Linked DNA regions of Homo sapiens: region 1 is linked to region 2. A link is a loop called in an ENCODE intact Hi-C map of the cell type or tissue named here. Cell type or tissue: Caco-2. All regions are shown on one strand. Links, peaks and the distances in the headings refer to the core of each region. The heading gives the core; the rest is flanking DNA.

Region 1 (11,042 bases), core at 1,133-9,132, 160 kb before region 2:
CTGCTGGTTATTCAGGGCCTAAGGGCTCTTTAGTCAGCACGTGAGTAATCCTTCCAAGACTGGATTTTTCCCTTCAAGGTAGCTGTTTCCTTTCTGGCACAGGGTGTGTCTAGAAATGTCATCTGGGAGCCAGGGTGTGGAACTGAGGCCTCATGACTCTGCCTGGTGCCCTAGTCTACTGTGTCTGAGCTGGTATCCAGGATGCAAGACAAAGTCCTCTTTACTATTCTCTCTCCTCTCCTCAAGCAAAAGGAAGGTGTCATTTTTGTTGCTGCAAGCTGCGCTGCCTGGGGTTGTGGGAAAGGCAGTATAAGCATTCCCTTTCCTGTGACATCTGTTGTCACACTAGGTAACTCACTGCCCCAGTCCACTTGTCTAAGCCCAGCACAACATCAGGACTTGCCTAAGAATTGCAGTCCTTGTATCCTAGACTGCTTTTCAAATTTACTTATGACCCCAGAGTACTTTAAACCACAGTGGCAAGGCTTGCCAGAACTGAAGTTCCAACTGCTGGTATGGGCACTTCCCCTTTGCCTAGGTCTGGTCCAAATGCTCCCTTGTGAGAAGGTCCCAGCTGAGTTGAGCATGGTTTTGTTTTCAACTATGACAGAGCAGCACTGAATTCAATGCAAAGTCCCCCATCACTGTGCTCTCCTTCCCCTAAGTACAGATTCTCCGTGCCACGTGGCCACTACTAAGGAAGTGGGGAGGAATGGCATCAGCAATTCAAGAGTGTCTTTTCTACTCTTTTCAGTGCCTCTTTCAGAGATATAAAGTTAAAATTAAGTACTGTGATTGCTCTTCTGATTTTTGGTTCTTAAGAAGATGCTTTTTTGTGTGTGCAAATAGTTGTTAAAATGTGTTTCTGCAGAGATAATCAGTAGTGGAGTCTTGGCTATGGTAAATGTGATTGCATTCTTGATTTGGCTCTCAGCTTGAATGTTATAGGTTTATAGGAATGCTACTGATTTTTGTACATTGATTTTGTATTCTGAAACTTTACTGAAGTTATCAGTTCCAGGAGCCTTACAGTAGAGTCTTTAGCGTTTTCTAGGTATAGAATCATATTGTTAGTGAAGAGAGATAGTTTGACTTCTTACTTAACTATTTAGATGCCTTTTATTTCTTTCTTTTCCTAATTGCTTTGGCAAGAACTTCCAGTACTATGTTGAATAAGAGCAGTGAGACTGGGCATCCTTGTCTTGTTCCAGTTCTCAAGGAGACTGCTCCCAATTTTTAGCTATTCAGTATAATGTTGGCTGTGAATTTGTCACAGAGGGCTCTTACTATTTTGAGGTACGTTCCTTTGATGCCTAGTTTCTTGAGGGTTTTTATCATAAAAGGATGTCGAATATCATCAAAAGTTTTTTCCACATCTATTGAAATGATCATATGGTTTTTTGTTTTTAATTCTATTCATTCGGTAAATCACATTTATTGATTTGTGTATGTTGAACCAACCTTGCATCACAGGAATGAAGCCTAGGTGATCATAGTGAATTAACTTTTTGATGTGCTACTGGATTCATTTTGCTAAGGATATTTGCGTCTGTGTTCATGAGAGATATTGGTCTTCAGTTTTCTTTTTTCATTGTGTCTTTGCCAGGCTTTAACAAAATGGAGATGCTGGTTTGGTAGAATGAGTTACAGAGGAGTCCCTCCCCTTCGATTTTTTTTTTGAGGGGGGCGCGGATAGTTTCAGTAGAATTGGTACCAGCTCTACTTTGTACATCTGTTAGAATTCAACTATAAATCTGTCTGATTCAGAACTTGTTTTTGGTTGGTAGGGTCTTTTTTGTGTTTTGTTTGTTTGTTTGTTTGTTTGTTTGTTTGAGATGGAGTCTTGCTGTCTCGTCCAGGCTGGAGTGCAGTGGCGCGATCTCGGCTCACTGCAAGCTCCGCCTGCCGGGTTCACGCCATTCTCCTGCCTCAGCCTCCCGAGTCGCTGGGACTACAGGCACCCGCCACCACGCCCGGCTAATTGTTTGTATTTTCAGTAGAGACGGGGTTTCACCGTGTTAGCCAGGATGGTCTCGATCTCCTGACCTCGTAATCTGCCCACCTCACCCTCCCAAAGTGTTGGGATTACAGGCTTGAGCCACCGAACCCGGCCTTTGGTAGGTTTATTACTGATTCAATTTTGTAACTCGATATTGGTCTATTCACGGTTTTGATTTTTTGCTGATTCTATCTTGGAAGATGGTATGTTTCCAGGAATTTATCCATTTCCTCTAGGCTTTCTAGTTTGTGTGCATAGCAGTGTTTGTAATAGTCTCTGAGGATCATCTGTATTTCTGTGGGATCAGTTGTAATGCCATCTTTTTCATTTCTAATTGTTCTTATTTGGATCTTCTCTCCTCTTTCTTTTTTAACCTAGCTAATAGCTTAACAATCTTGTTTATACTTTCAAAAACAAACTTTTGATTTTGTTGATTCTTTGTATGAAATTTTAGGTCTCAATTTTGTTCAGTTGTGCTCTTTTAGTTTTCTTCTGCTAGCTTTCAGGTTAGTTTGCTCTTGTTTCTCTAGTTCCTCTAGGTGGGATGTTAGATAATTAATTTGAAATCTTTCTAACTTTTCAAGTTAGGTGTTTAGTGCTATAAACTTTCTTCTTAACACTACTTTTGCTGCATCCCAGAGTTTTGGTATGTTGTGTCTCTGCTTTTATTTCATGAAAGAATTTTTTTAATTTCTTCCCTAATTTTGTTGTTTACCCAAAAGTCATTCAGGATTATGTCGTTTAATTTCCATGTAATTGTATAGTTTTGAGAGTTTTTTGGTATTTATTTCTACTTTTATACCACTGTGTTTTGATAGCATGGTTGATATGATTTACTCTTTTTTTCAACTCAATAGGACTTGCTTTATAGCTGAGCATGTGGTTGATCTTGGAGTATGTTCTGTATGCAGAAGAGAAGAATGTATACCCTGTGGTTGGTGAGTGGATTGTTCTACAGAGGTCTATTAAGTCAAATTGGTCAAGTGTCAAATTTATGTTCAGAATTTCTGTGTTAGTTTTCTGCCTCAATGGTCTAATGCTGTTGCTGAGGTTTTTAAGTCCCCTACTATTATTGTGTTGCTAAGTCTTTTTGTAAGTTTAGAAGTTCTTGTTTTTTGAATCTGTATGTTCCAGTGTTGGGCGCATATATATTTAGGTTAATTAAGTCTCATTGCATTGAACCCTTTAGCATTATGTAATGGCATTTCTTGTTCTTTTTTACTGTTGTTGGTTTAAAGTCTGTTTTATCTGATGTAAGAGTAGTGACCTCTGTTCTTTTTTGCATTCTGTTTTTGTAATAGATATTTCTCCAATCCTTTACTTCTGGCCTATGGGTGTCATTACGTGTCAAGTGGGTCTCTTGAAGATAGCAGATGGATGGTCTTTTTTTAAAATTCGATTTGCTATTCTGTGCCTTTTAAGTATGATATTCAGACCACTTACATTCAAGGTTAATATTGATATGTGAGGCTTTGATCATATCATGAAGTTGTTAGTTCGTTGCTTTGTAGTTTCTATTGTGTGGTTGCTTTATAGGGTCTTTGAACTATGTAATTAAGTGGGTTTGTGTGGCAGCATGCTTTTGTTTCTAAATTTACGACTCCCTTGAATATCTCTTGTAAGGTTTGTCTAGCAGTAATAAATTCCCTTAGTATTTGTTTGTCAGAAAAAGATTTTATATCTCCTTCACTTATGAAGTTTATTTTGGTAAGATATGAAATTATTGGTTGGAATTCCTTTTCTTTAAGAATGCTGAAACTAAGCTTCCAATATCTCCTGGTTTGTGAGGTTTCTGCTGAGAAGTCCACTCTTAGCCTGATGGGGTTCCCTTTGTACATGATCTGATATTTTTCTTTAGCTGCTTTTAAGAGTTTTTTTCTTTAGCATTGATCTTCTGCAGTCCAGTGACTATTTTCCTTGGTGATGTTCATTTTGTACAGTATCTGAAAGACGTTCTATGAATTTCTTATATCTGGATGTCTACCTCTCTAACAAGATTAGGAAAATTTTCTTGAATTATTTCCTCAAGTATGTTTTTTAGGTTGTTTTCTTTTTCTCCATCCCTCTAATGAATTCCAATAATTCATAGGTTTGGTCACTTTACATAATCTCATATTTCTTGAAGACTTTGTGTTTTAAAATTCTTTTGCCTTTTTTTTTTTTTTTTTTTTTTTTGTCTGACTGGGCTAATTCAAAAGACTGGCCTTCAAGCTCTGAAATTCTTTCTTCTGCTTGATCCAGTCTATTGGTAAAGATTTACATTGTATTTTGAAATTCCTTAAGTAAGTTCTTCAATTCCAGAAGCTCTGATTGTTTTCTTTTTAAGATGTTTATCTCTTCTTTTATTTCCTGAATTGCTTTAGAAGTTGTTACTTCATGTTGATTTTCAACCTTGTCTTGGATCTCATTGAGCTTCCTTGCAATTTATGCTTTGAATTCTTATCTGTCATTTCTGGGTATCCACTTTGGTTAGGGAACATTGCTGGAAAGTTAGTGTGATCCTTTGATGATGTCACTACATTCATGTTTTTAATGGTGCCAAAATTCTTACACTGGTCCCTTCTTATTTGGAGACATTGTGGCACTTCTAATTATTGTAATTATTTTCATGTGGGTAAGATTTTTTCTTTTTCTTTCTTTCCCTATAATATTTTTGATATTTTTGGTGGTGTTGTTCTTTCCTTTTCCCTGCTCCAGATAGAGTGTGACTTTAGAGAATGCTGTAGGACTTTGGTTTTGCTTTTCCCTATGCACTTCTGTCCTTGGGTTTTACATTGGGCTGTGCAGTTTGTCCTACAGGCCAGTAGGTGGCCCTTAGGAGTAAGAGCCGGCTGTGGCCAATGCAGCTGGGTATATACTTGATTACTGTTTACTGGGAGATCTCTTGCCTCAGGCAATGGATTGATTCATGAAGTGCACAGTACTCTGAGCTCCCTCCTCATCTCCAGAGAGCTGGAGGGCAAGATGAGCAGGGACAGACTGGGTAGGTCCCCCTACAGGTCCCCTGATGGGAGGCACAGGCAACAGCCCTGAGGGAGAACCCAGAGATGTGCCTAGTTGTGGAGCTGGGAAACCTCCTTGACCCAAGCTCTCTGCATGAGGATGGGGGGCAGCCTAAACTCTTACTCCAAGAGAGTGGGTGCTCCAGAAGCTTGGAGATCTGCCTGGGTGTGGAGTAGAGAGAGCCCCCCTGTACCAGGATCTCTGAACAGGAAGGGTGGAGTGACTCAGGCTGCTATTCCAAATGAGCAGGTCCTTCAGATGCCTGGAGATCTTCTTGAGCATGAAGCAGAAAGAGACCCCCTGCACCTGTGTCTCTGCACAGGAAGGGTGGGCCATCTCAGGCTGCCAATCCAGGCAAGCAGGTGCTTTACATGCTTGGAGATCTACTCACCTGGAACAGAGGGGGCCTCGATATGCCATGACCTACGCCGGGAAGGGTGCTTATGCTGCTGTTCCAGGCAAGCAGTTGCTCCCAATGCCTGGAGATCTGCCTGGGCATGAAGCAGAGTGTCCTCCCACCCCATACCTGTTATCTGCACAAGAGGGTGGGCGGCTCAGTCTGCCAATCCAGGCAAGCAGGTGCTTTGAATGCCTAAAGATCTGCTTGGATGTGGAGTAGAGAGGGCCTCACTGCACTATGATCTATGTTGAGGGAGGGTGGGGCAGCTTAGGCTGCTAAACCAGATGAGTGGGTGGTCTGAATGCCTAGAAATCTGTCTGGGCATGAAGCAGAGAGGGCTTTCCTGTACAGAAGCTCTGTGCAAAAAGATTGAGTCAACTCAGGCTGCTAGACCATGCAAGCCAGTGCTCCAAATGCCTGGAGATCTACCTCCCTGTGGAGAAGAGAGGGCCCCCCTGGTCCATAACCTATGTACAGGAAGGGTGGGACAGCTCAGGCTACTGATCCAGGCAAGGAGGTGCTCTGAATACCTGGAGATCTGCCTGGGCATAGAGCAAAGATGGCCCCACTGCACCACAATCTATGTCTATGAAAAGACGGGCAGCCCAAGCTGCTGGTCCAGGCTGGCAGGTACTCCAAATGCCTGTATTTCTGCCTGGAGGTGAAGTGGAGTGGGTCCTGCTGCACCACGACCTTAGGGGAGCAGCCTGGGGAACCCAGCAATGACACACACAGACTGGTTCCAGGTGACCTGGAACTGCACATCTGGCCCTGGCTGCACATCTCATCTAGGAAAAACTGCTGCTGTAGCAGCTCTCCTCCCACCCCAGGCTTATGACAGGGAGAGCACAATTCCACAACCTACCGCTGAGGCACTTTCCACAGTTCTGTCTATGGAGGCCCCTACCACACTCCAGAGCAGACATTCCAATCTCTGGCCCAAGACAAATGTCTGCGTGGCCATACTGCTGAGGCACCAAAGAATGGCTGACTTTGTATCAGCCTGGATTAAAAGTGGCCTTCTGCTTTTGGTCCTAAATCTTGGAAATTGCCTGTAGCTTTTCCTGGTGTGTTTCCCTCACAGCATTTCCAAGCCTCTCCCCAAGTTAGCTTCAAGACTTGGGAGAAATGAAGTGTTCTCCCTTGGCCTAGGTCACTCAGCTCTCCCTGTAAGTCACAGAGGGAGGTTCTCTGCCTCTTTTGCATATGGGGGCTTCACTCACTTCACTCACTCCTCCCCGGGATCTGGGATGTCCTTCATAATTCTGGTGGGTTCCTACATTCCTTCTTGAATTAAAGCTTAGGGAGTTTATCTTTATGCACTATCTTGCTATTTCCAAGTGGCTGAGGCACACTAAAAGCCTCTAATCTGCCATCTTGAAAAAATAAAACAAACTAATCTTTGATCTTGATGCTGTGATTGGGTAAGACTTGTGTTGTCTTCCTTGGACAGGGAAGTAAGTATATTTTGCCTGTGGAGGGAAGGGAAGTGAATATTTGTGACAAAAAAAAACTTGGACTGAAGTCAACTGCATTATTGTTCTCAAATATTCACACTCCACTCTTTACTCCTATGAGTGGAATAACTGCCTTGCTTCACTGATGTTGGTCTTACCTGCGGGACTCACTTTGGCTTACAGAATGGGATCAGATGTTGGTCTTACCTACAGGACTCACTTTTGGCTTACAGAATGGGATCAGAGGTTCAACTCAGCATTTCCGGCTCTTCTTCTTTGCTGTAAAATAGGGATGTCCCACACAGGAACTCTTCCTGCAATCTGGTGCCAGAATGAAACACACCCCTCAGGCATGAGCTGAGGCACCACTAACCTAGAGCCTTCATTTCACGAGAATGTGAAATAAATATTTGGGGTTTTAAACTACTGAGATTTGGGTGGCCTTATTAACCCAGCATAACCTATCAGAGCTGGTTAATACAATCAGTTCTAAAATCAATTTGGCAACATCTAGTTAATTTGAAGATGTACATAGTTTATAATCTACTAATTCCACTTACAGTTATATACTCTAGAAAAACTTTTATACATGGGCACAAAAAGATATACACAAGGTTGTTATTGAAATGTTTGCAAGAACTAAACATGTAAATAATCTAAATATCTATCAATAAGAAGTATATACATTTAGTATATACATGGGATACTATACAAAATTTTAAATGATTAAATTGGGTATAATAAAATTAATACCAATATTTAAAGCAATGTGTAAAAAAATCATGTTGCCAAAGTATAGGTGTGATACCACTTGTAGTAAAGTTGTAAACACAAAAAAGTTATAAATATTATTGAAATACACACACAAGTTATATATATTATTGAAATACACACACACACACACACACACACACACACATATATATAGGAAACATAAATGGCAAGGGCATACCAAACTCAAGACAGTAGTTGCCTTTGCAGAGAGAAGGATAAATGAGATCAGGAAAGGATTTAAAGAAGACTTCAAATATGTCAATTTTCTCTTTCATATATCCGAAATCCCAATTGGCAAAATGTCAACACTCGTTAAATCCAGGTGTGTGGTAGCTATTTTTTCTGATTATTTCTATATGTTCCATTAGAACAATCTTTGTTTAATCTGATGCCCATTTCAATTCATACTCTTTTGAAATATGTCTTCCCCAAATAATTCTTTAGCTGCTTGTATATATATTCTACTTTCACTATACTATTAACATTAAAGACAAGTTCTACTTGTTATACTGGGCAGTGAGGCAACATGATATAATGAAAATATTGTGCACTCTGGACTCAGGGAAGCTTAGGCCAGATTCTTGGTTTGAACAAGCTGCAAATATCTAAACTCTCTGTGGTTTGGTTACTATCCTACAATGTCATAATTAAGACAAAGTCATTGCTATATCAAAAGCACTTAATAAATAAAAATGATTGGGTGATAATAATGATATCTAATTTATATTGAATGTTTTCTTTATTCTGTGAACTCTTTCAATCACTTAAATTGTATTCTTAATGCCTCTCTGCCCAACATTTATTCCCATTTTACAGATGAGGAAACTGAAGAGGTGAAAACTTATTCATCTGAGTTTTTACTTTACTCAATACTTGTTGTATTAATTCTTATAATATCCTACATGGCCCTAAAATGGTAAAGAAATGAGTAGAACTTCCTGGAAAAAGGAACCTATATTACAATAACAACCCAACTTATGCACATTTATCTTAATACCTGAGCACTCAAAAAACATCTATTCAAAGATATCCTTGGCATAAAGATGTTATCTGCCGTTCCCTGTGTGTTTTCCAAGCCAATTTATGGTCTCCTATGCATCCTAGTGTTTCAACAAATACAAACCAACAGATTAATTATACATTGATGTGGGATAAAAGGTGAAATTATATTTCTTTATCCTATAAAAGGTGAACATAACTTCGCCTTTTATCCTATATGTTCTTGAGGAGAAAGCAGACAAAAGCAAATTTGGGGGGCTAACAAAATGAACTTTAGGCTTATTATTTTCTCTTTTGTCCAGTTTTAAATCTTACTTTAGCACATTGCAGTGACAAAAGCCCACCAAAGATTTGTCATTTCAGCACACAAAAAAAGTCTAAGATATTCACTTCAATTTATTTGAGCTACTTTATATCCCACATTTATGATTTGTCTTCACACCTAGTCTGTTTAACTTCGCACATAATTCCTTCATGGGATGGTAATTTGTAATATAATGACTAGATTATATTAACCTTCAAGTCATTCAATAAAAATGATGTTTGAAAAACAAAATGTCTTAGTATCCTCCAAGGGCCCTCTATTCCTGGTTGAATTTTAAAATCATTTCAAGCCTGATGTTGTCTTTATATCTCTCTAGTCCAGGCTAAACCCTATGTAAATAGTTTTGAAGGTTTAGGTTCACTTGTTTTGCTTACAGAAGAAAAATAAATGCAGTTTCACTGTAGCTGAATTTTATTAGCATTTTCACATGAATCAAAAAATTACAACTTATTGGGATATTCAATCAGTAATGTGGCATTTCTGACACATATTCACTTGATTATTTCATTTAGGTAAAAATACTTCAGGCAAAGCAATAGTTCCAACCTAAGAAAGTTAAAAACTTTCTGCATTAAATCATTTAATTAAAATGTGTTTATGTTTATCTCTGCAGTGAATAATTTGGCAGAATTTTTAATACCAACAGAAAAATGGATCATGATGAAGTATGATTTAAAATATTTTAGAAACTTAGAAAAAATAAAAAATGAAAACTTGTTATTTCTTGCCAACTCATTGGCTCCAACAAAACCAGTAATAGCCACCATCAGTTTTATCAAAGACCACATTTTCAATTTTAGTACCTTATAGTTACTAATGAAAGGAATAAACTAGTACCTTCTAAAAACCTTCATACTATCTGGCCTAGAATTTGTATTTCAGTAGATGCAAATAAGTCAAGGAACAGGGAATCTGCAAAGCAGACAAGTAATTAAAACAGGAAAAAGAAAAAGAACAATTCAAACAAGTTTGATTAAAATCATGCCAAAGGGAAATGAGGCTTTGGATTATAAGGAGGAGCTGAAAGGTATTTCTAGATCACTGTTTCTGTCTCTGGTACTTGAATGTGGATGGGGAATCTAATGATAGCTATGTTCTTTTCTTAGAAATTACCCTTGTTTGGAGAACTTCAAAAAATTATCAGATGAGAACTCACAGAAGGTAAGTAAAGGGAAAAACCAATAGCTCCATTACCTCAAAAGAGAACTCCACTGGACAATTTGAGAAAATTGAAGACTGTGCCAGCTAATTCATTTCTCTAAATTCAGCAGTAATAGGCAGCTGAAAAAGAATTATAATCTAGGACTACCTGTTTCAAATAGCCATATGTTTTTTAATATCTCTGAGATTCTCCTTAGCCATTTTGTGATACGAGTTTTATTTTAAGGTGGCTCAAATTCTCTTAATAAGTAGAAAATAATGACAAATGAGCACACTCCAAATTCAGTCTTTTATCATTTTAATTAAATATGTCAGTGGCCTTTCCTGTTAGCAGAAAAATATGAAATGTATGTGGGGAATAAATCAAGAAAACTTTCATGGATATTGTGGAGCAACTTAGTTCTTTATGTTTGCTTCAAATCCATGTGGAAATAGATAAGGCACAAATACTGAATAAGTTAATTTATCTGAAGCTTATAACAATGTCAAATATATTACTTTTATAAGGGATCTTTCTGAAACAACACATTAAAATACCATCTGAAATTGGTTTCTCTAGACCCTGACTAGCCATCTTCTTACATATTTTACTCCAAAACCTTTTTCTGTACAACATGCGATTGTTTCTCTCTCTTTTAAAATATATTAGGATCTGAGAAAAGAAATATATTTTGACTCAGATATACTACAGATTGAAGGCCTCCAATCTGGTCAACATAATCCACCATATTAAATGTTCAAGTTTAATTGGCTTGTCTCATTAAGGATAATTAGTTAAGGCTATAAATGACTTACCTCACTAAGGATGAACAGTTAAGGCTATAATTAAATCCCCATTCCTGTGGCCAGGTCTTAGGAAAACATAACCAAAAGACAGCTAAGCCCCTCAATTCCAGTGTAAAGGGCCTGATGCAGAGGAAGAGG
Region 2 (11,042 bases), core at 2,136-10,135:
GCTCCTGGGCTCAATCAATCCTCTTGCCCTCAGTCTCTTAAATAGGTTGCACTACAGGCATGTGCCTCCACGCCCAGTGAAATTTCTTTTTTTTGGTCAGTGGGGACCAGGGTCTTACTTTGTTGCCTAGGCTGGTCTCAAACTTCTAGCCTCAAGCAAAAAGTGCTGGGATTACAGGCATTAGCCCCCCGCAGCCAACCTTGTAATAATATTTTTAACTATTCCCTGAATTTGTGAACCGTAAAATGATCGCATGTACATGTGCTCTATGGATAGTAATAGTTGATGTCCTTAATTTTGGTCTCATCCTTAGTTATAATTGCATTGACTTCAGAATTGAGGGCTCATATGTTTAGAAAAACAAGAGGCAGATTGAATCTATAACATTTTATGAACCATTTACACTGAAAAATATTGTAAATGGCTTTTTCAAAAAAAGTCATACACTAAATTTTTAATAGTGGTTAGTTCTGATTAATATGATGTTGAGTGAGTTTTTTTTTTATTTTGCTTTGCTTTCCTTTTTTTTTCTTACTTTTCAAAACATGCTACCCTTAAAATGTGGTTTTAAAGGGGAAGATGATGAAAAGTTATTGATATCATCATCTCTTATTATTCCATCAGAGTCTGGGAATGCTGGAACAGAGTAACCCAGTATAACAAGCTCTGCAGACTGCCCTATTAGTGCAGGGGTACTCAACCACATACCACTAATGGCTCAGAGTGTAAGACTTTACTAAAAATGCAGCTACATCGTTAACCACTTGATTGCAGGGACCATGTCTTAAACAATTTGTGCTTGCCGAGTGCATTGCATAAAGTAGGGGCACAGTATATTTGTCAAAAGAAATAATGATCATAGGTGGGAGGGAAGATGATGAAGAGAAGTGAGTTAAAGGGTACCAACAAACAGAAAAATATAAGGAATAAATTCAATATTTGATAGCAGAGTAGGATGACTATACTTAAAAAATGTATTGTGCTAGGGCAATGGAACCTTTAAATACCCTGACTTGAACATTATGAATTATATTCATATGAAAATTTTCTCATGTACCCCATAATTTGCACAAATAAAAAAAAGGACCATGGTAGAAAAAAAGAAATAATAAAGATCGTAAGACACTTAGAAGTTATAGGGGATTGACAGTCATCTGGATCCAACTTTAACAAAAATCACTACATTCATAGTGTTTGACCTCGCAGCCTTCGATCATCCTTACTTAAATAAAGAGACATCCAGCCTCCTGCTGCTTGCCCAGTTCCTAGTTCCACATCAATCTGTCTTTGTCTCAAACATATCCAGAGTTTCCCCACCCCCGCCCCCGCCAGTTTTCCCCCACCCCCACCAATTTTCTGGCTATCAGAGAGGGCTCAGCTCTCTATTCTTGATATATGACTGTGGTCTACCCTACTCAGGGAGACCACATAAGCTTTTCCAAAAGATAGACCTCTTCCCAAGTTCTGGAACTTGACCTCAACAATGTATAGATAGAAATGATTACATAAACACCACAGATGCCCTGTTCTTCCTTCCTACCATAAATATTTTTAGAATCAGGTTATAATTAAATGTATATGTCATCCAGATAGACTAATAATATGGTGCCCCCACAAAACAACATTTTGCAAATATTTATCCAACATGTTTTAGTGCTAGCAGGATTAGTGCCATCAAGAAATAATTTTTATAGCACTGCCATTTGTTTTCTTAATTTCTCCTTGAGGGAACTTCCTATGTTAGCAGGAATAAGACTTGGAAGTCTTCTGAAAATAGTAACCGTATAAGCAAAAGAAACGTGATGAATCTTCTTGGCATCTTTTCTAAGAGGTCAGACTTCATGTACTCCATGAAAGAGGTACAATGGGTTTAAGGAAATAACATCCTGAAATAAAATGTCAAGAAAGGAAAGAAGCAAAATAAGAGGATTACAGAAAAAACAAATACTTGATAACACTTGTAATTCATGTTGAAAAAAGAAAAGATCTGAATTAACATTAGAAAACCCTGAGAACATGAGAGAGAGGACAAAACTGAGACATATTTTAAAGCACAGAGAATAATGATAAAGAAATAAAAACCAATAAGGACAGAGAAGAGAGAATCAAACTAAGAATTCTATTTTTCTCTCAGGAAGAGACCAAAACAACTGACAAAATTCAAACTTATAAATAAAGAAGTATCTAAATTTTGAAGATTCTTCGGGGTCACAGATGAAACAGTTCACTTCATTCCTGGGAAAATAAATCCATAATTAGACACTCCTGGGTAAATTTTTAACATTAAAATAATAAAGAAAACAATCATAAACTTTCAGGATAATGGGGTAGAGGGAGAAGGGAAAATTACAGATTAGCCTCACTTTTATAATGTTAAATTTAAAAAAAAAAATCTACAGCTTTTGAACAAAAACAAATTTTATAACCAACCAAGTTGTTTTCCTGAAGAAAAACACTAAAAAGACACAAATATGCATGAACTCAGAAAACATTTCACAAATATCTGTGTTAAAAATACTCATTGAATATACACTGGCCAAAAATGAGATAAATCAAAGTAATAAACATTAATATTAGAAAATTATATATTAAAAGACTGGCGAGTCGTTGCTGAAATTGAACTCCAAATTCAGGAACTTAATCGGATAATATGTGCTGAAACAGATTCTGCCTTCTGTGGATAAATTATGGTCCTGCTTTCCCTGAGTTTCTCTTTTATTCATTCATTGAACAAGTATGAAGCACCTCCTTTGTGCCAGGCCCTGTTGGCCCCTAGAGATACAGTGATAATACAGTAAATAAGATAGTTGTAACCTCTTCTTTAAGTCATTCTGCAGTCTAATTTTTTCAGTTCTGTCCCTTTTCTAGCAGAAATAATTATTGAGCCACATTCTTCACCCCCAATTTAGCAAGAATTTCTTCTCAAATATGAGGTCTTCTTAGAATAATAACAAGTGTTATAGTCCAGCATTTTAAGAACAACAATTAAATTATTTTATAGTTGGGACACTGTGCCAGAAGAATTATTTTACAAAAGGTCTTTTGTTTCCCCTCCACAAAAGCAGAATTGCGCAGAGCAACATAATAGCCATTTTTATTGCCAAGAAATTTAAATAATGATTTTTTCCCACTTTAAACATCACGTTTAATTGCCAGGTGCTGTGGCTCATGCCGGTAATCCCAACACTTTGAGAGGCCGAGGTGGCCAGATCACCTGAGGTCAGGAGTTTGAGACCAGCCTGGCCAACATGGTGAAACCATCTGTACTAAAAATACAAAAATTAGCCAGGTGTAGTGGCGAATACCCATAATCCCAGCTACTTGGGAGGCTGAGGCAGGAGAATTGCTTGAACCCGGGAGGTGGAGGTTGCAGTGAGCTGAGATCACACCATTGCACTCTAGCCTGGACAACAAGAGTGAAACTCTGTCTCAAAAAAAAAAAAAAAATCACACTTAATGAACAGAATCCCTTGGGCTCTGTAAGTGGAAAAAATGCAGATATTATTTGTCTCCATGCCCATTTTCACATTGCCTCACATTTAGGACTTGGGTTGTTTCTGTGTTGACTATACTTTAAAGTAAGCCCTTATAGCAAGTAAACACATGAAAATGGTAATGGATGTTATTAAAGGACTTAACTGAACTTGGCTTCATTGCCCCTTCATTTTAGGGTCCTTTCTCCTTTCAAAAAGATGTTGGTTCTAAGGCCTTGGATATTTTAACTCAATATTCTTTCTCTCTCCCAAGCTTGCTTTGCCAGTACTTCAGACCTAAGTAAGTGAAATTGAAATACCAGAATAGTACATTACAGAGTGTTCCAATACTTTTGTTTGTTTGTTTTTGTTTTTGTTTTTGAGACGGAGTCTCACTCTGTCACCCAGGCTGGAGTGTAGTGGGATCAGGTTGGCTCACTGCAGCCTCCATCTCCTGGGTTCAAGCAATTCTGCCTCAGCTTCCTGAGTAGCTGGGATTACAGGCGCCCACTACCACGCCCAGCTAATTTTTTTATGTTTTTAGTAGAGACGGGGTTTCACCATGTTCGCCAGGCTGGTCTTGAACTCTTGACCTCAGGTGATCCACCTGCCTCGGCCTCCTAAAGCGCTGGAATTAGAGGCGTGAGCCACCGTGCCCGGCCTCCTCCAATACTTAACATAAAATCAGTACTGCATAAAGGGAAGATTATTTTCAAAGTTTAATTCTATTTCACAAATCTCTTTTCCTCTTGGATTAATTAGACTGAACAAATATTTTTGTGTCAAAAGTTTAAATAAATAAAGTATGTCTAATCTACTCAATATGAAATATTCTTCTGCCATTAAAGATGATGTTTATACAGAACTTGCAACAATATGGAATCTCAGAAAATGGATTAGGTTGGTTGTGAGGGGAGCTATAATAGTCACGGTTTGGTCAGAGAAGCAAATCCACTAGGAAATATACATAAAATGCATTTACTATGGGAATTTTTCCCTACCCAGTTGTAGGATCTAGTTAAACAATCTATGTGACTCCTTTGTCTCTGTATCTAGTGCCTTAAGTCCACAGGGTGGGGCAGTTGGGAAAGAAAGATGGACACAAAGAGGAAAGAGCAAGGGCAAACAGGAACCTGCTGTCAGGCTAGGATATTCCCCTACTTGCAAGCTGAAAGATTCACCTTCTATTGTTTTATGAATGTTGGCAGAAGACATAAGACACCTGGATCACAGATGAAGTACTTTGTTACTCACAATACAGCAAATGGCATGAACATCATGCTTGTCATAGTCCCCTTTGCTCCCCAAGTCCCACAGGGGCTTTACAGAAAATCTCAGATGGATACTGCACATGCAGCATATCTGTATCACAGCTGAGAAACACTGAGTTTGGAGAATCCATTACTTCTGTAATAAGCAGTAAGTAGTTTGTTCTTTGTCACAGTGGGAGATACGTCATCTTCAGCATTCTTGCTATAAACACAACCTTGAGAAATGACCAAATAAAAGGAGGCTTAAATTCTTGGCACATTCAACAAGAACACAAAGGCATGCTCACAGCGCATGGTGGATTGCCTCTTCCAATACCTCTGAGGCTGAGCTGAAACTCATGAAAGATGGATTGGAACCTTCCCTTATTTCTCACCACTTCCAAGTCTCCAACTTTGATGATGGGTGTGTCCTGCAGGGAAGACCAGTGTTTTTTCATCATAAAGTGAAATACACGTCTGGTCCAGGAGTTGGGGAGGCTGAAGGAGAATAAAGCAGGAGCTGCAGTAGATGCAGGTCCAACTATGGTACAATACTGACCAGGTGAGCCTGGTCTGTTTACAGTTCCATTTAGGTTATAGTTCACAGTGTACAGAAAAACCTTTAGGCCGAACTTAACATACGTAAGGAGGCAGCTTTAGGCTAAACTTGATTTAACACTGGGAACTGAAGGAACAATAGAAACCACACTATCCATGTTGTTTTGGAGGGCTCAAAGAACACCTCCCAGTTCAGTGATACTCTAGGAAGCCTCAAAGGTCCTCGTATAAAGTCACAGTGAAGAGCTATTACAGCAAAAGGGCCTAAAGCAAAATCAGCAGAGGAAAAGTCCCATGGGGCAAAGTCCAGAGGAGGCCACACACAAGCTTCCAAGAGCCCTCTTCCAGTGGATTCCTATGGGACACACTTATTATCCCAGCAATAAGTTAAAGGAAGATCGTTAGAGATTCACTTCTCAAGATTTTTATTGGGGGCCGGTTGTGTAGGCACTCTCTGCTTAACATATATCAAAATTCCGAACTCCCAGAAGGAAAGCAAGAGTTCCACATAATTCATATTGTTTGAACAATTTACGCACAGTGAGCTTCTCTTATCAGTTCTGGTCATGATGAAAACCCTCTCGAAACCCGAATTTCCAGATGCCATCCAAAGGCCAATCTTTCAAGCAGGCATTTCTAAGACTAGCAGTCCCAAACCTGCTGTGTGAACTCTTTTTTTTACACACTTGTCTTCATATGACAACAATCGTGACTCCATTGAAACTCTTGCTTTGTTCTCTTTATATGAGTGTAGAAATATGTTCTTCTGTTTGTTTTTTAAAAACTCATAAAAACAAAACACCTTTTCCCATTTCCATTTTCTGTGGAAAGGATTTTCTTCTAAGCTCTCCTCTTAACCTCCCCTCTTCCCTTTATTTACACTGGCCCTAGAAAGGTGGAGTCAGTTGGGTTAACTGATTGCTAAATTTGGAAAGAATAACTGAGGGTGTTTGACTCAATTCACCCTTAGGATTGTCCTGGCTTCAGGGAACTCATGTTCCTCTGATATTCCAGGAGTCTGACCCTTCAAAGAGAGGCCTACTGTGCTAGTATTGCTGGCACACTCAATGTTAGCAATATTCAATGTTCAATCAATATTCAATATTAGCAACCCATATGGCAGACCAAGAGCCCTTATCCCAACAGTAAAGATAATTTTTGGACCTCCTCTGCCTTATTTTTTGTTTTAGTTTATTAACTTGATCAGAACCAAGTGGGGAGGGGTGTTTCTGTACATGGAGTCCCTTCAGAGGCTCCAACAAACAACAGGAAGAACTATTTTGAAAATGGTAAAACATTACTTATTAGAGTGGTATTTTTTTCTTTCTCTATATCCTCAATTTTCTAAAATATTATCCTATTACTTTCACAATTTTTAAAAATTATTTTTATAGCCAACTGAAAATTATATGCTCAAAAGTTCTTGCTGTCTTTAAAGTCAGAAAGGAGCTATAGCTGATTCTTACATAACGAAGTCATGGGGAGAACTACCTTTATACATACACACGGTTAAGTTGTGATTTATCTGAGGGCTTTGCAGAATCAACAACTGTGGAAAAGTCACAAGAATCACAGTGAAAATCTCTTAAATCATGATTGCATAAGATAAAGGATATATTTGCTCTAGATGGGTAACTCTGAATTATACAATGTTATGGATAAATGTATAATCTATACAGCAATGTCGAGTATATTTTAAAGAATAAGCATGCAAAATATAATGTTGTAGCTTCTCCAGCAGTTTGCACATTTGAAGTTGAAGCAGATTTTTCGATGTTTATGCCCACCTTAGTTGGCTTTCAATTCCTTTGTACCTCTCTTCAGCAGAAAATCTGAAAGTAAAAACTTTTGTAATTGGGTCACCTTTTTGGTTCAATTTTACAACCAAAAGCCTTTCCAACCTCTTACCTAATGCTTTTTTATTCAGCTTAGTATTTATTAGAGTTCTTAATGTCAAGATTTGATAAAGTTCTCTCTTTCAAGATGCCTATTTTTCTGAGCTTTGCAACAAATTGCTATTTATTCACATGACACCATGTTTCATGAAAAGTGTATTATCATTAAACATTATTAGAATCCGACACTTTGTGGTGGGATGCTCAGGCTATGAGAAGCAAGAGGGAATGGATGTCTCCACCCTCTCTCACTACAGGTAAAGAAATCTGAAGTGCAATGTTATACTAACTACCCAAATTTTCTCTCTCCAATATTTCTCTCGCTTTCTCTCTATCTCTGTCTCTTCATCTCTCTTCTATTCTCTCCCCCCGCCCCAATTACATTTGCATTGGCTAAAGTGTATGGTGCTATTTCCTTAATAGAGTTAGCAGTGGAAGAATTAAACTGCTTTCTTAGGCGGGGTGCAGTGGCTCATGCCTGTAATCCCAGCACTTTGGGAGGCCGAAGCCGGCAGATCACTTAAGGCCAGGAGTTTGAGACCAGCCTGGGCAACATGGTGAAACCCTGTATCTACTAAAAATACCAAAATTATCCAGGTATGGTGGTGCTTCTTACTAGGACTTTCATCCATATGTTTGGTATCACAACTATTTCATACTTTATTTTCTTATGCATTGACAGAATGAAACACAAGATGTGTATTGGTCAGAACTCATGGTTACTATTAGTTTCTTTTAAGATAGTTAAACTAGTTTACCTACCTTAAACAAGTTTCTTTCTTTGTGTCAAGGACACTTTCTTTGTGTCAAATACAGTGTCAAAGATGAAATTACCAGAATATGGGGATAATGAAGTCTAAACAAAAATAAGATAATTATTAAAACATGAAATGGATACCCTTCTCACCTTCCTCTTCACCAGATAATCAGGAAGGTGAATACAGTAAACACCTCTTTGATGGCTACCTATGGAGGTGGGTATCCAACAGCCATGACTGTTCTTAGTAACTTTACTGCACAGCTATAGCTTATTGATGCAGGAATGGTCAGCTAACACAAGCTGGACCACTCAAATACTGTCATTTCCAATATTTGAAATTTTGAACTGAAAGACAGAGACAGGGAATTGTTGGAATGGAGTTATAGTAATGGCAACACATAAGGGATGAAAAATTCATGTATTCCTGCTGCTAAGTTCCCAAAATATACTCAGCTGTTTTCCATCATACTCAAGATTTAGTTGTTATTTCCCCTAATTCTTTGAGATGAATCAGTGTTGGTTGTTCATCCAACAGTCATTTTCTTCCCTACCTCTTCCTTGATAACAGAAGCCCTAATTGGTCATTTGTCTAGGAGTCACTGGGCCCCTTCCCAGACCCAAGGCAGTGAAGTTAAAGCCAGGTATGAAGAGTCTCATTCTCCTTACCACTGATTGGTTTATGCACAGGTACGCTACAGAGCTTGGGATAAAGTCAACTTTGTATCACCCAAGCTTTTTATCATCCCCTTCCCCCCTTATCTGGATATCGTCATATCTGCACATGATTCCTGGAACACCTAGAGGCATCTTAAAGCCACAAGGAGAGACTCGCCAACAGGCTGTGGTTAGAGAGAACAGCTAGACAAAAGGTACCTGAGTCTCTGATTGAGCTACTGAATTAGCCAACTCTGGGACCTCTGGGCTTCTTGTTACTTGAGATAATGAAGGTCCATATTATTTAAGCCAGATGTAATTGTGTTTTTGTTTACTTTGGGGTTAAATAAAACCAAGTGATATATCCAATATACTCACGATCAATTTCTTTTTTATACAAAGTACCTGAGTTTATTTCTGCTACTTGCTACCAAAGACTATAAACCAGTAGATTGTGGAACTGTGTGTTCCAGGTTTTACCAGGCTGCATGAACAAATGAGGTCACCTTTACATTAGTACTCCAAACACTGATGCTCTCACCCCACACCTGCTTGAGTAGCAGAAAATTCCATGTTTTATTTATATGTTTCTCCTTAAAGGTTTTCAAAAATCTCATGGAAATTCTTAGACTTGCTAAAGATTTACTAGTTACTTGTTTGTTTTTCATTATAATTTTATCAAATAAGCATGTGTTACTAAAATTATTATTTTAATTTTGTCTCTTCTTTAAAGTTTATATAAATTAAATCATAATATATGTATTTTATATCTTGATTCTTTTTTCACTCAACAATGTATATGCAAGATTTATTCACATTATTTGGTGGAGCTGGAGTTTATTTCATTGCTGAATATTCCATTAAATGATATGTAATAATTTAATTTATCCATTCTACTCTAGATATAGACATGGGTTATATCCAATATTTTTCTTGAATATTTTCTGTCCATGGTAGAATTACACTGTCTTTAAAACTGTATATTCTATTTTCATCACTTAACATTTTAGCATAAGCGTTTTTGTGTTGTTAAATTCTATTCCTAAAGATTATCTCTAACAGCTGTATAACACTTCATTATGTGTACATACTATAATTTATTTAACCATTTCCCTAGGGTTTTCATTTAGATTGTCTTCAATTATTTGTTACTATGAATAATGTTATAGTGAACATTTTTTACACAGATTTATATCTGCATTTCAAAGCATTTCCTTAGGTCATTTCCAAAAACTAGAATTACCATGTCAAGCAGTATAAATATTTTAAATCAAATTTCCCTGCAGAAGGGTTGGACTCATTTATTCTTTCATGAGGAAGAAATGAGAGTGCCTATTTCACCTCATCCTTACAAGCACTAAATATGCTTGCATGTTGTTCCCTCTCTCTCCTCCCCTCTCTCATCTCCTTCAAGGGTTTTGATACAAACCTTGATCACTACTTGGTCAGGTACCAAAAAAGGACTTTTTATGTATAAGAAATTCTAGATGAATTAGACCTTCAAAAAGAAAAAGCATTCAACAATAATAAATAAAAATATCCCTGGATTTTTAAAGAGAAAAATAGAAGAGGAAGGAGAATAAAACTGTGGCCGAAACTAACTAGACGCTCACCAAACACACGTTCTCTTCTAAGCACACAACAAAATTACATTAACTAGTCTCCCTTACATTTGTGTCTATAACAGAGTTCTAGCTAATGGAAAATGGGGAGAAGTGGTGCATGCCAACAAAACTTCCCATACATCACCCTACTTTCTCCATCTATAGGCTAAATGGAGAAAATTCTAAGGACATAGAGGACAGAGCCATAAAAAGAAAGGAGACTTAGTCCCTAAATGATTACATGAAATTCCCTAAATGATCACATAAAATTCCTCCCATCCAGAAATACTCACACTGAAATGAGTGAGGAATAGATTTGATAAGGTTAAGTGTCTGAGAATTCTGGATTTAGATATTAACAGCAGCTGGAATTGTTTATCTTAACTATCACAAAATATTTATTGAATAATTACTATATTCTAGGTGCTTTGTTAGATGTGTTACTTATGTTTCCCTGTTTAATCATTATAGCAATTTTATGCAGAAGTTCTTATTAGTACCATCTTGAAAATAAGTGATTTTCCCAATTAAAGACAAGTGATTTGCCCAAGAGGGAAGAGTCAGAATTTAAATCTGAGTTCCTCTGATGGCAAAGGCCATGCTCATCACACTATCTCATGCTTGCTGTAAGTGTTTTATATACAGAGGCTGTATAAAACACATAGGGACTATGGTGCATTCATTCAACAATCAATCATTGAATGCACACAGGATCTTTTTTTTTTTACATATGTAATGGGGCCTACATCTTCTCATCTCTAACTTATATCTCTTATAAATATAGAAATTGAAACTTAGTCATTTATATTTAGCTAATGTCATAATAAATTTTTTCATATTTTAAATAT

The links. A loop is a pair of places that touch in the nucleus more often than their neighbours do. Peaks named below come from ENCODE experiments on the same cell type or tissue, not always from the same donor. Only the 100,000 strongest peaks of a DNase experiment are listed, where the experiment ranks them.
Region 1: a loop joins it to region 2, with 2.3 times the contacts of the local background. A loop is called at or near these places in 45 of 110 quality-filtered maps.

Annotation. Positions count from the first base shown.
Region 1 is chr4:121,479,928-121,490,969 of GRCh38, forward strand. LOC107986309 (a long non-coding RNA gene) reads left to right here. Exons shown (of 3, transcript XR_001741806.2): 2 at 10,064-10,118. Among named protein-coding and RNA genes, the nearest start is that of QRFPR, 100 kb to the left of the region's middle. In Caco-2, for the core only: a CTCF peak has its summit at 4,818 (motif pointing right); no DNase peak of the experiment used is centred there.
Region 2 is chr4:121,637,506-121,648,547 of GRCh38, forward strand. It overlaps LOC105377402 (a long non-coding RNA gene), which reads right to left. Exons shown (of 3, transcript XR_939167.3): 3 at 5,690-7,113. Among named protein-coding and RNA genes, the nearest start is that of ANXA5, 54 kb to the right of the region's middle. In Caco-2, for the core only: no CTCF peak of the experiment used is centred there; DNase peaks (open chromatin) are centred at 5,586 and 5,886.